Regions from separate parts of the Mus musculus genome. Here region 2 is linked to region 1. The links are chromatin loops, found by intact Hi-C in ENCODE. Cell type or tissue: left cerebral cortex. All regions are shown on one strand. Links, peaks and the distances in the headings refer to the core of each region. The heading gives the core; the rest is flanking DNA.

Region 1 (8,336 bases), core at 221-8,220:
ATCCTTCTGAAAAAACAGAGGATCAGTTCCTACCCAGTCCCCAGCACACCCTCCTTCCCACACCCTCCTTCTCAGCTTCATTCCCCGCTCTTTCCTAGACCTTTAAACCTATGAGCTGGCTTAAATATTTACTCATGGAAAAATGAGCTGTATCCGATCAAAGGATAGCACTACATTGAATGGATTTTAGATTAAGTACAGCTTATTTTAAAAATAATAAATGAGACCTATCAGGCCCCATCGATAAGCTGTGGAGTTTTTTTTTTTTTTTTTACAAGTGGATCTGTGATTGGTGAGTGCCCAGGAAACACTGGGAAGAAATGAGTGGCAGGGGAAGCCATTGCTGGAGAATTCAGTGCAGTCACAGATTCACCGGGCCATCTAGTTGGGACTTAAAGTCAGTCAACCTTTCATCCAGAGTGTTTATTCTCAGGGTGTGGTTGTTATATGCTGGAGACCATTCGCATCCTAGTTGGGACCAGGTTAGGTGGCCGTTAAACTTGGTGTCCAACTATTTATAAGTCGGCTCCCTGAGGAGGGGGCTTAGCCTAAGAAATTTTGTTTTCATTCTTGAATGAAGAAAATACCAGGACAGTGTAGCATAGCAAGTCCCTCTTGAATTCAAGGGGCCAGATCCTTACTGGTATTTCTCAGCCTGCTCTTCAGCTCCTACTCATGCGGAAGAAGAAAGGGCTTTCAGTGGGGATCTACCTGACAGCATAGAGCTGCCAAGCTCCAAACTGCGTCTCAAGTGAACTCCCAGATGCCAAGACTAAAATTATAAAGCACGGTGTGACTGCCTAGCGCGCGTGAGGACCAAGTTCTATTCCCAACAGTGTAAAAAATAAATGCACAGTCATGCCTTGGTGTCCTCTGGGGAACTGATTCTAGGGTGAGACTCGCAGCCTTAGAGGCCAGTGACCTTGGATGCCCAAGTCTCTTGTACCAAACAGTTCAGTATTCATATTAAGACATCTGCCATGGAATTTAATTCAACTCCAGGTTTGAATCAACCTGCATGGCTGAACTGTGCTATTTTGGGAATGATGACAAGGGAAGAGGCCTGTACATGTTCAGTACAGATGCAGGAGCACTTTAGATTCTGTAATTAACACAGCAAGAGAACAGTCAACAGTGGAATTGAGTCACTGCCGAAAAAAATAGTAGGCCAAAATACCCCACAGGCCAAAAAGTACCGGTATTAGAGCGCTAGAGCGGCTGGCCCCAGCCTGGCAGCATCTGCCTGAGAGTGCAGCACTCAGGAAACCCTGAGCACAGGCCCAGCCCCTCCCCCTCAAAAGCAGAAGCTGGAAGTTGAATTTCAAGTTGAAATTAATTCAGCTTATGTCTCCCGCTGAGTCTTTAAAAGGTTGTCCCAACGGCTCTGTTTACCTTGATCATCTCAGAGAAAGTAACTTAGGAGTTCCCAAGACAGGCTTTAACCATACTGTGATTCACTTAGCCACTCTCTTAAATAAATATTCAAAAAACATCTCTCCTTGGTACTCAATTGTAATTTTTAAAGGATGTAAATTTGTATCTGTTAGCTGTAGATTTTCAATTTTACTGAAACGTAATTTCTCATGAGAGGATTGCCAATCTAAGTAGCATTACTCAGTGGCTTTGGCAGCTATGCATACCAAGCTACAGCCACTTCCCAAGTCAGGTACAGAGCCCTTTCTGTCACATCATCCCAAAGGGGACTGAGCCTGCGGAGCTCCGTTTGTGAGCAGCCTCCACATCATTAACTTTCTTTGTTTGCTATTTAAAGTTTGCATGTGCATTTATCCCCCATGTCCCAGTCAGGTCTCATTTTCATCCAGACGTCTGAAAGATGTTGGCATGAATTTTTGTTCAGATGACTGTAATCTCCTGAGGTAGAAAGATAGCTCAGTTGCTAAGGCACTTGCCTGGCGGACTGGAGGGCCTAAGTTCAACCCTAGAACCTTCGTGTAAATGGCCCAGTATGGCTGAATGTTCTTGGAATCCTGGTGTTGGGAGGAAGACAGGCAGGCCTTGTCTCAAAATAAACAAAAAACCGGTGGGCAGCATCTGAGGATTGGCAGGTATCTCTAAACACCCCCACAAAATGAATAGTCCGGGATCAGCTTGCCAGTGACGCGAGACAGGACTCTGGCTCTCCTTAAGGTCAACTGCTCTTTAAAATGTGTAGGGGCTGCTGCTTAACCCAGGCTGCATATTAAGAAACCCCTTCAGAATGCCAGGATGGAAGTGGTTTATCAAGACAGTAAAGTGTGGAAGAAGGCCCAAATGAGGAGTCCTGAGAACAGAGACCCAGCTGCGACACATGGAACCCACTCAGGAGAGGCTGGGTCTCAGTTCGAGGGGTGAGAAGATTAGGAGCTTGGTCAGAGCAGTGAGGAGCCTCCTGTGAGCAGGCAATGTTAGCTACTGCAAAGGCGGCTGTTGAGATTTGACATTGGGAACAAGGGAGGAAGCAGGGACCTAGAATCCTAATTAAGCAGAAAATGCCCCAGCTGGTGCAGTAAACGCATTTGAGGAACAGGCTTTCTGCTCATTTCTCAAGAACTGGTGACTAATTTAATTAATGCAATTTAATTAATTTAACTTAAATAAGTGCCGTTTGGCTGATTTAATTACTAGTTTTACTCTAAGAACATAATAATCTTAGTTATATAGCCAGCCCTCCTTATCTGTGGATTTCACATTTGTAGATTCAACCAATCAGGGCGTCAAAAACCCTCTGAAGCTGTGTTTCTGTACAGACATCACCTTCTGCTCATATCACTGTACAGCTCTCCACCGGCCTTCACGCCGTATTGGGCATTACAAGTCATGTAGAAGATGCTTTACGGTCCAGGTGTGGGTCTATGGAATGTTACCTGTTTTGTTAGAAGAGACTTGACCATCATGGATTTTGGAATTCAGAAGACAATACATGTCCTGAAGCAGATCCCCAAGGACACTAAGGGCTAGCTACCCCCCAGCACCCCGCCCCCCCCCCATAATCAATGGGAGTGACAAACAACAACATTTGATTGATATACTTTTTTTCTAAATTAGGTGTTTTGTTTCCTGTGTGTGGGCTTGAATGAGAAATATCTCCCTAGTCTCAGGCATTTCAACAAAACATGGGTTGAATTTTCAAATTCATTTCATGTCCCAAGACTCTCAGGAAGTCAGGTGACAGGTCACTGAAACAGTCATATTACGTCCACAGTCAAGAGCAGAGAGCAATGGGTGACTGCCTGTCTATGCGCAGCACACTGGCTCCGTGTCCATCCAGGGGCCAACCCATGAAATAACACAGCCCACGTTCAAGCAGAGTCTTCCCACCTCTATTAATTAACCCAGTTAAGAAAAACCCTCCCAAGACTGCCACAGGGCAGCCGAACCTAGACAGTCCTCAATCTGACTCCCTTCTCGGGTGATTCTAGATGTCGTCAGGTTGACAATTAAAGTTGACCATCCTACTCAGGAGAAACCACACACTGGAAAGAGGCTACGGGGGTTCACATCATACTGTGTGATGACATCATCATGTTTGCTGTGGTTTAGGCTCTAGGGATAAAGGTATCCGATGCCTAACAATACACCCTGGGAAGTCCTTTGTCATCTCTCCTGCAGGCTGTCTTTCCACATCATTTGTTCATCCTAGGACGGATGCAGAGCAGTCCCTGCTGGATGTCTTTCTCAGATGACCACATTCCATGCTCATTGTGAAGAAGTCTTGATTTTGGGTCCTGGCCATAGCACCTAATAGACAATTATTTTATTTTATTAATTTTTTTTTTGTTCCTCTGTTTTTTCATGTACCAGATGGAGATGTTAGAAAACAGGTGATGACAAAACATGGGTTTAATTTTCAAGTTTCTTTCATGGTCTAAGACTCAAGAAAAGTGCCCTCTTTCCAACCTATAGCAAACCCCTCTGCTTTCACCTATGTCCTGCTGGTTTTAAAATGTAGATGAGTTAGGCGTAGCTCTGACAGAACGGGGAGGCGGTGGGAGACACTGGTTATATAAGTCTGGATTTTTCTTTTTCTTTAGGCCAAGTCAGGAGTTTTAAACTATGCACAAACACTTATTCTCAGGGTGGTAATAAAGAATTTAAGTGTCCAGTCGTGCAGTTTACTTCTTTCTTATTGCCCACCTCACTCATTTGAGAGCCCAGGAAGATTGTGCTGGCTTCCTTGTCTCTACGTCTGTTCCCATATGGCATTTTCCCTGGCTGGGTCCTGCTTTCCAAGGGTGCTGGTGGTGTGTGGCACTCCAGGGGTTAAGGAGAGCTCAAACACTTAGAGTTGGGAGGGCAGGGCCTAGCCCGGGGTTTCCCTTGTTTCAGTCCCCAGATGGCAGTCCAGCTTCTGTCCCTTTGAGGTCCTATTTGAGCTTCCTGTCCCTCGCCACAGATGTTCAAAGCCATCATAATGTGTTTCTCTTTTATGGTGTCTTTTCTGTTTCTTGGTGCAGAGTTTAAAGACCTCATTGTTTCTCCAGGCAAATAAACACGGGGGACTTTTAGGTGGGTGGGGTAATAAAAAGAACAAAACACCCTTGAAAGCAGGAAAAATTCTTTTAGCTTTATTGTGTTTGCAAAGAAATGCTGCAGATGATTAGCTGCTGTTTGGTGCCTTATGCTTTTTTTTCAGTGTTAATTATAGTATTTATGCTAATTAAAGTGCCAACCGGCTTCCAGCAAGTGCTAAAGAGGAATTTAAAAGAAAGAGCTATCCTTAGGAACAGACTTCCCCTGAAGGAACAGGACAGTCTCCTCAGACCTCCTCAGTGGCTGCAGTCTTCACTTAGAGCCTGAAAACCTCCCTGCCCTGCCAGCGACTCTCCTGCAGTAGTTAGCTCTCCCTGACTGCCTTTCATTCTTTCCTTTCTCCTCAAAGACATGTATGATAATATTTGATCTGTTTTAGCTTGATGGGAAATATATCCGGAGGCCAAATGATCTATAAGCAAATAGAAATGAGGAAAGAAAGTGGAGTCTGTAGTTTCCCAAGCTTCAGTCTTCTGGGAGCACCACCCCCTGCCTTGAGTCTCCTGTGGCTATGCGTCTTTGCCTCATGTATACACTTCAGGGTCTCATCTCGATCTCTTGCGACCTGCCAAGCGGTCTGAACACTGCCAGCTGAATACATTTCACATCACCTCAGTCCCTGTCAATAATACTAACCTTTGGCCATATGCCTGCTCTGCCCTTCCCTGGCAACTGGTTTCCTCTAGCTTTCTCTTGTTATCTGTGCATATGGACTGTAAGATGCACACACGCAGAAGAGTAGAGAACATGGCTCTATCTTGTCCATCTAAAACTTTCTTTTGTTCACTCGAGGAAAAGCAAGAGCCCTAAGCTCTTAGCAGTGCCCCTTAGCAGTGCGCTTAGAGTCTGTCTGTTTCCTAGGTAGAAACCTCCAACATTTTCTGCTAATAAATCCATAGTCAAGTTTGAAGGAAACTTGGAACTCTTTACTACTAACTTCTGACAGTAGAGCCAGTGGTGATTTGTAACCTGATAGCCTGGACCCGTGCTTTTGAGTGGCCCGTCACTGTTCTCATGGGGAAGGACACTCATGCCACAGTTCCTTCTCCTCTGCCCCCCTGAAGACCTACCTTGGCCACCATTGTGAGGAGCAGACCATAAGATTATGGACCTCAGAGGCCATAGTTTCTATTTCCCAGGTGGCTTCTGAGCCGGGTAAAGTTCAATATGAACCAAACGGGTTCATGTAGTTGCCTTAGCCTAGAAAGCAGTGGCCTGGACACTGGGTCAAGTCACGCAGGAGTTTGTGACCACGCACTTGAGGGAAGAGAGGGTTAAGCTGGGACCAAGGCAAGGAGCAGGAGAGAATGAAGGAGACTCCTTCAGATTTAGTCATTTGATTTAAGGAGTATGCTTTAAAAACAATCTTTTTTTTCCCCTAGCAATTGAAATGTAAACTACTTACTATTACAGTCGTAATAAACAATAAGACTGTCTTCATTTTTTATTATTTTTGGCTTAGAAAAAAGGATAAAGTGGCCTTGGCCTGCCAGCTGACTTTATGGTGTAGGTGGTGTTTACACTAGCAGAATCCACTCCTGTGCTGGTGAGGAGCCGTCAGGGTGCTGCTGTCTCAGAGAGGAGATTGGCTGCCCGGAGACTGTTAAAGCCTGCCATGAGGGGCCAGGGGAAAGGGTTGCATGGTAAACTATGTTCTTGGTTGGATAGAGAACCACACCCATGCCTGTACTCACCAAGTATAGACTGATCTTTGAAAATCAGGTGGTTTTTTTGTTTGGTTGGTTTTTGTTTGTTTGGTTTTTCAAAACAGGGTTTCTCTGTGTAGCCCTGGCTGTCCTGGAACTCACTCTGTAGATCAGGCTGGCCTCGAACTCAGAAATCCGCCTGCCTCTGCCTCCCAAGTGCTGGGGCTAAAGGCGTGCGCCACCACACCGGGCTTGAAAATCAGTTTTAATAACCCGAAAGATTAATAATATAAGTCAGAAAGCACAGCTGCCCATGCTGGAGATAACTAGAAACATCTGCATTTCTACTTAGCCACACACCCCTAGATTTCTGACAAATACATTGTTGCACACAGTTGGCTGTGGATCTGCTTGCCCTATTTAGGTGGAAACAGTGAGCCAGGATCAGTCCCTCAGTATTAGCAGTCTGGAGCACACCACATCAGAAGCTCATGGGCTGGGCTTGCAGGACCCCCCCAACAACACGAGGCCATGAGAACTGGAGCCTTATAGGTCCCAGCTTTAAAAGCCAGATAACTTAAATTCTGGGTGCTCAGGTGAGAGTGACTCTGGGCTGGAAATCCCAGAGGCTTACAGCTTTGTGCCCTGCGACCACAAGTTTACTGTTCCAAGCTTCCAAAACCAGGTCAGAGGCTTATTGCCCTGGGCTTGTAGTGTCAGTACCAAGTTAATGCTATAGGCCCCCAAGCTTCTCTCCAACTCTTCCTGTGAAGCCGGGGGCTCTCATCATCTGGTCTTCACAGCCGGTTGCCTCCCACAGCCTCAGCTCTCCAGTTTTCTTCTTCAGACTTCTCTCTGGAGCTACTTCAGTGCTGAGGGACACTCATTACCAGTGTTGTCTTTGCTGGGATTGAATCCCAGAGTTGGCTCTTCTTGAAATTAGCTCTTTCACTCAAACAGCTATAAACAAACATAAGCAAATGAAAGACTGCATTTCAATTAGAATTGTATTGAGGTCAAGGTCACAACACCAGGTGTGGTGTTTTAAATAAGAATGCCACCCTCATAGGCTCATATATTTGAATGCTTAGTCACCAGGGAGGGGAACTGTTTGATAGGATTAGAAGGGTTAGGAGGTGTGGCCTTGTTAGAGTGGGTGTGACATGATTGGAGGACAAATGTCACTGAGGGTGGGCTTTGAGGTTTCCCCAGCCAGGTTTGTCTCTCTGTCTCCCTCCCTGCTGCCTGCAGATCAGGATATAAACTTCTCAGCTACTTCTCCAGCACCATACCTGCCTGCTGCCACCCTCCCTCCCCACCAGGATGATCACGGACTAAGCTCCAAATCTGTAAGCAATATCCCCCATTTAAACACTTCCTTTTGTAAGAGTTGCCTTGGTCATGGTGCCTCTTCACAACAAAGAACAGTGACTAAGGCACCAGGGTATAGTTATTCACAGAAGAGAAGCTTCCAGACTGAGAATCAATGTACAGGCTGAAGGCACAACATACTGGTGCATACCTTTCTAATTCCACCAATCTTAGGCCTTGGATGTACCTCAAGTAAACTTTTGGCTGAGCCATTAGGGAAGTTCTCTGTCTTGGACCCAAGATTAGCTAAAAGATGAATGGGGTCTTTGAGTCTCTCTGGAGCCATCATGGCTTCCTGAGCAGCGACATGGCTTCAGTTGCTAGCAGCCACAACTGCAAGGGTTTCTGCAGCTAGTACGGTTTCCTCAAAACATCCAGGAAGTGTTCAAGCTATTGTCTCATCACCAAGGGTCAAACAAGTGGCTGCATGATTGACAACTCCCTAGTCAAGGCCACTGGGCACAAGGGAAGGGTCAGCTGTCTGTCAAATGACTGGGTGACTTGGCCATTAAAAGCTTTGGTCATTTGAAAGACGATGCATCAAAGGGCACTACCATAAAGACCATGTGGTGGACCCTCTCAGCAGGACCTCATAGTGCATAAGCCCTAGCCTAATGCCCTCAAGGAGACTTGAGCCTCTCTGACCTTACTCTCAACAACTTTTTTGATTACTAAAATATACCTAGCCTTGATTGACAGCTTGATTCTCTCCAGCTAAAAATGAAAGGTTAAGTCGAGGAGAAAGGGAAGATGAGGCAGGGAGGGGGTAGGTAAACTGTCCTCACTGTT
Region 2 (8,336 bases), core at 219-8,218, 52 kb before region 1:
TTGCCAAATCTCGATTTAGAAACCGAGCATAGAGTTTGGCAGTGGTAGTGTATACTAGAAAACCTTTAATTCCAGAGGTGGGGCTGAGAGAGGCTGCCAACTCAAGCCTGGTTTACATGGTGGATTCTAAACCAGCCAGGACTACGCAATGACATAACAGGGCCCCGTCTCAAACAACAACAACAACAAAACCTACCTTAAAACTAATCGTAAAAACAGTACCTCTTTCAAGAGTCTCATAGCAACTTGGCTTTTCCACTTAAAATCTCATCCTGTTGATCTGATCCAATGCTTAACAAAAGGGGAAAAAATGGTCCCAGCCCTAATTAAAATCACGAGTTTTATTCCGAAGGAGCCTAGTAATCTTTTCTCCTTCTCACACACAGGGTCTCACTAGGTACCCCAGGGTGACTTTGAACTTACATCCTTTCTGCAGCAGTCCCTCGTGGCCCCACACTCAACTATACCTTGTGATTCTTTCGAGAAGACCATTGATGCTCAACTGTGGGCCTGGGCCCTTACTTCATGGTGTTACTGGATTGTACAAACATTCAAACTTCATGGGCATCTGAGGCCTCAAAGTGCAGGGGTTCCAGGTCCCTTTCCCATTGTCAGTGGTTATTTCAGTAATTTATTGTCATTTATTGACCAATGTCTTGCTGTGAATGGCGCCATTTACAAAGCACATACTCTGTGCCAAGAACTAGCTTAGGAGTTTTAATGTCCGGTGTTATTTATCAACCTCCAGCAAAGCGACTTGTTATACCGATGAAGAAGGGAAATATCCAGTGGTTAACTACGCCAAGGTCATACAACTAGTGGGTGCCAAGTTGGCATCGAGACTAGATTGTTTGATCCTGGTGGTTGCGTGTGCTCACAGTTGGGTCTCTCTGCGAAGCGAGCTAACAGGCTAACTGGCAAGATCCATCAAACACACGAAAAGATCCAAGAGCTAATGAGCTGAATAATGGGTTACTGTCTCCAAGTACAAAGGAGGTCGGACAGGACGGCAGCGCTTGGCTGAAGTCAGAGAAGGTAGTCTCTGGTCAGCAGATTAAATTTCCCCAGACACCATTTAGCTACTAGCATGATTGATGCTATCGGACGTGAAAGTTGAAGCAAAATCTGCCCCTTCTCCAGAAGCGTTTTGAATCCTTGAGGAAGAACGGTGGAAGTCCATGCATCCTCTTGCCACAAGGATTGGGAGAAGTGCTGAATTGTCTCAAACCTTGGAAGGGAGGAAATAGAGTTGAGGATTAAGGGAAAATATGAGCGTCAAGACTTCCTGAAATATGAATAAAGAGTCAAGGAAGGTAAGCAGGATGCACGAGCATAATGAGGAAGCTTCCAGAGCGCAGAAAGGGCAAATTCAGGACATAGTGGAGGGTAGGCAAGCAGACCAGTTTGGTCAGAATATAAAGCAAGAGGTCTAGAGGAAGATAAGGCTGAAAATGTGGGCGGAGCCCAAGTGTGGAGATCTTTACATGGTAATCCAAGGAGTATAGATGTGCCCCCTCCCAAGAGCAGCCCTAGAAGGGCAGACCACAGGCTGAGAAGGAAGCTGTGGCCCCCATTCCAGGATGGGAGTGGGAAGGCCTTAGGAGAGGTGGAGGAGGTGCTAGGTAGGCATTAAAGGAACAAGAGGGGTGAGTGCCAGAGATCTTGCGAAGAAGGAAGCAGATGTTTAGTTTGCTAAAGATGAACTGCCTACACTACTCTGTGAGGTTCTGGGATACCAAGAAAAAAAAAAGGCATGCCCTCAAGAGATGGAGGTGTTGTGGGGAAAGAAGCAGCTTGACTAGGGTTTGGGAATGAGAATGAGAGTGACGCCGGGCGTGGTGGCGCACGCCTTTAATCCCAGCACTCGGGAGGCAGAGGCAGTCGGATTTCTGAGTTCAAGGCCAGCCTGGTCTACAAAGTGGCAGGACAGCCAAGGATATACAGAGAAACCCTGTCTCGAAAAACCAAAAAAAAAAAAAAAAAAAAAAAAAAAAGTGTTAGTGACACATAGGCAGGGACAAGCACCCCTGCCTTGATGTTCAAATAAACTCAAGCACTTAACTGTGAACCACCTACGAATAAATCCCGAGATTTGTGTCCTGGTGTGCGAGATGCAACGTCTCCACCTTTAAAGGTGACTCTTGAGAGTGACAATGTTTAAGGTTCCCTTCACAGGTGTCTAGCATGCCACCATGTTGTTTGCAGCGTGGTGTCAAAAGCTGTGTTTTAGAAGATTAATGATAAAAAGCCATTCACTCAACAAAGTATCCTTTGTATCCTTTGAGATTCTAAGAAGCAAATTCCATCCCTAGAAGTACTGTTGCCTTAGGGAAGGGCAGATCAACACAGGAAACAGTTATGTAGCTCTGCATCAAAGTCGTGGATTGGAAGGACCTTATCAGCTGAACTAATCACTGAAGGCACAGGACAGGAATGGCCTGTATTCCTGTAGCACAGCGCAGATCTATTTTAATATAAAATGGGTTACATCGAACCCCTTCTTCCTAAACATTCAAACTAGGCTGGGAATTATAAACCTGTCACAGGCATGGGGAAGCCACTAAGGCTGGGCCTGTCTTCTGCTATGTCCCCTCCTCATGGCCAGTGGTTCAGGTTTAATGGTGATCCTAGCCCTGGGACAAGGCTGGTCCTGAACAAGGAGGAACAGTGGGCACTGACAATCTGGTACCCCAGGCTCAGCCTTTGGAGGTACCATGCAGTGAGTGGTACCGTTAGAGTATCCGTTTGTGAGTTAGATCCTCAGTCTTCAGTGACCCAAGCTGAAGGGTTATAGCCATAGATGTGGCTAACATCTTCCTCTGTGTGTGATGTGATCTGGCAAGGGAAAAGCGCAGAGACGTTAGGGAAACACTGGAGGAGAGAGGAAGGCTCCCTGCTAACAAAACCTGATAGTCTTCGTTCCGCTACCCCATCTGCCCTTGTTCTTCCGGCACCCACTATCCTAAGCATCCTGATATGGAGAGCCCATAATTTGAGCCCAGGGCCGGGGTTGGGAGAGACAAAGCATGCCCAGCCATAACTGTGAGACAGCTATGATACCGGGTGTCAGGGCCTGAATGGGGGATCAAAGTGACAAACTAGAGGGTGGCAGGGACTCAGTGGGAGTGGTTAGATTTGGGAGCCTGGCTGGGGCACGTGAGGTTACCTGGAGTCTGCTCCTATTTCCTCAGGGACTAACTAGAGGCATGGTGAGATTCTGGGAGAAGAGGCCGATCCGGGGGCGGGGCTCCCAACGAGCAGGGGCGGGGCGGGTTCCAGCTGCAGCGGTTGCCGGGCTACAGAGAAGAGTGGCGGCAGGGCTGCACTGTGCGCGTGGGGATTCCGGTGCAGCCTGGTGCCGGCACCCCCGCGCCACCCCAGCCTCAAACTGCAGTCCGGCGCCGCGGGGCAGGACAAGGGGAAGGTAGGTGCCTCTGCAAGGGGACCAGATAGCCCCAGGGGATCGGAGCCAAGGGGAGGCGGCTGCCTGAGCGGGGAGGGCTCGTTGCCGAGGCGCACGTGCTAGAAGCGGGCTGAGTGACAGCCCTGGACAGCTAAGTCACTTGGGGGGCGAAAGCGTGAGAGACCGGACTTAGGCTCTAGTCTGTGAAGGAGGCGTTTTAAAGGCACATGTGTGTGGGTGTGCAGATCACGCCTAGCCCATCCACCCTCTCTCTTGTCCCCTGTCCCTGGGAGGGCATTGGGGGCCCCAGCTGGAGCCCACGTCCCACTGCGCAACTGCAACGGAGCGGGCCAGAAGGGAACATTTAGAAAATCCATCTGTAGCCCAGAATCATTCTCATTCCGTGCAAAAAGGATTCTTGAATGCCAGCAGCGTTGCTAGTACATTCTGAGCCAAGCATGTCATAGCTTTGGAGGAGAGGAGTGCTCACTGGCTTCTCAGCGCCCCCTGCCACTTCTTGAACTACGAGTTTAGTTATGCTATTTCATTATTTTATTCTTTTTATTGGGGGGTGGGGAGCAGGGGCGTCTATTCCTGTAGTTCAGGTTGGCCTCAAACTTACATTGCCCAGGCTATTCTTGAACTGAGTCCTCCTGCCTTATCTTCCGAGTACTGAGATTACAGGCAGTCTTCTTGGATATCAAGTTTGGTGGCATCCAAAACCTATGATCAGTTTTAGTAGCAGTAAACTAACCACCAAGCCTCTATCTAGCATCCTAGAACGTTCATGGCATTTTTTTAAAAAATTTTAACAATAAGATTCCGTTTTCAAACAAAAGTATAAACACTGTTGGGTGTTTCTCTGAGTGAAACAGCTTAATTCAATCTATTTATGAAGATGTGATCTTTACTTCAGCAACATGTCCTTTGACTGCAAGACAGATTATATACTCGGGAAATGGATGTTGTTAGACACAGTTTGTGTAAACAGAAGAATTTATTTTTGTGTTACCATTTCATGGTCAGTTTCTTCCATGCACCGGGACGGTTATATTACATTAGTTCAGGATTTACTCGGAATATTTTCTTTGGAGAAAGATTTGTATCTAGAGGATGAAGAACTGAGTACTCACGTAGAAGACAAGTTTTGAAGTATTCAGAGGTGTGGGTACCAAAAAAGAATTTTTCTTTGCATGTTGAGTTGGTGTGAAAGGAATGCAAAATATAAAAGTGTCTTGTGAAAATATTTCCTTGGCATTAATGCATGAAGCATTATCATAATCTCTGTAAGTTCTTTGCTTTTTAATCAATGAAAAGGTCTTATGACGTCTACTTTATTACCAGGGCCACATGGCTTTATTGACTTAAGAATTTTCATTTCCATAGTAGATGTTAACTCTTGAGATGTTCTGCTAACATTCCCTGGGACAACTGTATGAATTATGTCTGTGGTGGAAACGCCTAAAGATGAGCCCAGGTTTGAATCTGAAGCCAGCAGATAGGAACTGTTATAAATGGGAAATGGCAGTGACTGCATCGCATAATGCCTCTCCCAGCAAAAGACTGGTATAAGGGACATTGCTAATATGCATGGTATGTGTGTGTGTGTGTGTGTGTGTGTGTGTGTGTGTTTGTGTGTGTATGTGTGTGTGTGTCCATGCTCATGTGGACATGTGGAGGCCAAAGGATAATTGAGTATTTTTATTACTATTTGCCTAGTTTCCTTGAGACAGATCTCTCACTGAACCTATAGATTGTTCTTTTAGGTACCACCAGAGAACTGCAGTCCACCTGCCTCCTCTCCCAGTACTAGGCTATAGGCACTTGTGGCCATGCCTAGCTTTTTTATGTGGGTGCTAGGAATCTGAACTTAGGTCTTCATGCTTCTAGAGCAAACACTCTTACCTCCTGAGCCACCTCCCAGACTCCAACAAAAACGTTTAAAACATTTTTTAAACCTTTACTTTTATTTTATGTGTATGAGTGCTTTTGTGCATGACTGTATAACACATGTATGCGATGCCTGCAGAGGCCGGAAAGGGTATCGGATTCCCTGGGACTGGAGTTACCGATGGTTGACAGCTTCCTTATTAGTGCTGGAAAATGAACCCTAGTCCTCTAGAATAGCAACTTGTGCTCTTAACCACTGGGCCATCTCTCCAGCCTCTAAAATGAGTTTTTAAAGCCTCAAAAAAAAAAAAGACAGAAAATTAATGCAGCTGATTAAATGATTCAGAACTTAATTCATATATATTTCAGAATTTAAATGAGCTGTAAGCACAAAGACAATGAATGACTCAGGACTGGCAAGTGACTTAGCATGCTCTCTTTAGTTCATTAACGTAATTTACCAGTTAGAGTGCTTGGGGAATTTACAGTATGTTTGAGACTTTTAAAACAAATATGAGCAAGTACACTAACCCTCATGAAAACTCCCTTCTTCTTTTCTGCTTATTAAAAAAATCTCTGAACCAGGTCTTAGCTTAGTTCAACCCTCTAGACCAGTTCCACCCCAAACTTACCACAGCACGGTCAGAAAGCTCCATGCATCATTAATGACAAAATTCCAAATTGTTTTAAGCCTGACAGATCAGTATTTAAGATCAAACGTTTAAAATTCTAGACAAGGCCATCAAGTCCCACCAGGGCTGAATCCAGGTTGACTAGAAATGCCCTCCTAGAATAAGTGTGTATTCCAAATGAATGAGTCAGCAGCTGCCAGAGTGAGCAGAGGCCACGGAACAGTTAAATACATGTGTCCTGCAGCAGGTGACTGTTGGCTGTCCCTAGGTTTTGTGAAGGAAACTCCAGCTGAAGGACAAGACAAACGAGGCAGTATGAAGAGAATCGCCTCTGATTTGCAGGCTGCGCATGGAGTCCATCCATCATACTTTATTTTGTTGGAAGTGTTTACATTGGGAAGTAAGATGTTTAAACAGAACTGGGTCCTCTTCTAGTGCACACGTCACAAGGCATATACTTTTTAGGCTATGGGATTAAAACCCAGGCTTTGAAAAGAAAAAGAGCCATCCATCAGTAATTATATGAGACTGTGATTATTGCGCTTCTCTTCCAAAAAAGAAAAAGACAAAAGCTTGGATGGGTCTCATGAGGAAATTCTGGATGGACAGACACAGCCTGGTTAGAATCTACCCAGGCTTCCTTCCAAAATAAAAATTTAAACAGCTGTGTCTTAGGGACGGTTGTGCACAGTGCCGAGAGCAACTGTGCATGAGTCCTTGTAATCAGCGACACTATGAGTGTTTTATTTTTATCTTAGGATAAATTTTTGATAAATTTCAGAAATGCACATGTTTTGTTTTGTTGTGTTGTGTTTTAACATTGTGCCTGTTAAGTGAACATTTTGAGAATTCTGGCATTTTAGGATAAACGTTCGATAAATTTCAGAAAAAAAAAGTGACATCATTTATCAACAGTGTACTTGTTAAGTGAACATTTTGAGAATTCTGACATTTCCCTAGAGCAAACAGGATTGAGTTTATAGCTCAAGAAATACAAAGAATTCATCTCAGAAACCCCTTCCTGGACGTGAAGTTCTGTTAAAAAAAGGCAAACTTTGGGGAATTTGAACTGCTGTGTTTGGCAGTAGAAAACCTTACTGCTTGTGGAGTTTTTAGGCACAAACATTTCGTTATTTGGAAGAGAATCACTCTGGCTTCCCTTCCTGTGTGCACGTTCCTCTCACCTGTACACACCTCTGCAAGCTTCCTGGGCTGCCAGGGTGGCCACCTCCCCTTGGTATGAGTAAGGATTCTCAGAAGACAGTGAAGTTAGGGTAAGATTAAGAATAGACACAGGCTGAGGCTTATCGTCCTATTTGAAAATAGTGTTCCAAAATTCTGATTTTTCTTCTGCTAGCATGTGGGACTGGCAGGACTTCCAAGCCACTTATCTGGTTATCCCAATGTGAGCATTTGCATTTATTATATTGGCTTTATTTCCATGGTGATTTTTTTTTAAGCAGTAAGCTTGTGGATTTGCTTAAGTGTTGTCCCATTCCTTTAATGTTTCATCTTATTGCATATTAGAAAAATGCAGGGTGGAGCATAACTATACATAATGTTATAGTCCTGCTAGATGAAAACTTAAATGTTCCATCATGGGTTAATAAATAGTTTTCAAGAGGTAGAAAAACAGCGGCCAGGTGTGGAGCTTGTTCCTATATGGTCTATAATAGAGAAAATGAGGCAGGAGGTTTGCTGTGAGTTTAGCCTGCATAGTGACACTCTATCTCAAACATCAAAAGTAAAACTAAACTAAACTAAACTAAACTAAGAGATGGAAGAATAAAAAACATTATTTGTTCTGTAAAACCTTTTGCGGATTATTCTAAGTATTCCTAGAGTCATATGTTTTGATAATCCAGACTAAATATAGATGTTTATTTAATGTTAGAAATGTTTCTTATGGTTTAAGCTAGAATGATAAATATTAGCTTTTCCTTCTTGGATACAATTGCTAACCAAGGTTGATCATCCCTAGCCCAGAAATCCAGAACCTGAAATTAGGCAAAATCTGATATGAGGCCACGTGTAGAAATTCCACAGCAGGAAACTTCAGTTAAGGCCAGGCATGATGGCACACATCTTGAATCCCAGCACTCAGGTGGGGAGGTGGCAGGGATTGGAGAAGACAGTGGCAGGTGGATTTCTGCATGTTAGGGGCTAGTCAGGCTACATAGTGAGACTATTCCAAATAAATCCAAACAAGAAAGCACACTTAAAATGTAGATAAATGATCTTCAGGCTATATGGCTAACATAAATATAAAACATAAATGGATTTAAGGTTTAGTACTAATCCCGCCCTCAAGCTGATTTATTATGTACACAAACATCTTCCAACACCTGAAGACTTACCAAATCTAAAATGCTTTTGGGCCCAAGCATTTTATTCTATTTTGGAGTTGTGTG

Evidence for each region. Peaks named below come from ENCODE experiments on the same cell type or tissue, not always from the same donor. Only the 100,000 strongest peaks of a DNase experiment are listed, where the experiment ranks them.
Region 2: it touches region 1 in a loop (2.5-fold over the local background); 5 of 42 quality-filtered maps call a loop at or near these places.

Annotation. Positions count from the first base shown.
Region 1 is chr14:60,981,273-60,989,608 of GRCm38, reverse strand. The region is part of intron 5 of Tnfrsf19 (tumor necrosis factor receptor superfamily, member 19); the gene reads left to right. Among named protein-coding and RNA genes, the nearest start is that of Gm41167, 52 kb to the left of the region's middle. In left cerebral cortex, for the core only: no CTCF peak of the experiment used is centred there; DNase peaks (open chromatin) are centred at 4,003, 4,370, 4,737, 6,950 and 3 more places; H3K27ac peaks cover 3,080 bases.
Region 2 is chr14:61,032,938-61,041,273 of GRCm38, reverse strand. All of the region lies in intron 1 of Tnfrsf19 (tumor necrosis factor receptor superfamily, member 19), which reads left to right. It overlaps Gm41167 (a long non-coding RNA gene), which reads right to left and starts at 3,337. Exons shown (of 3, transcript XR_874677.2): 1 at 3,167-3,337; 2 at 2,731-2,835. In left cerebral cortex, for the core only: a CTCF peak has its summit at 3,911; DNase peaks (open chromatin) are centred at 3,777, 4,830, 5,400, 6,178 and 4 more places; H3K4me3 peaks cover 2,675 bases; H3K27ac peaks cover 2,213 bases.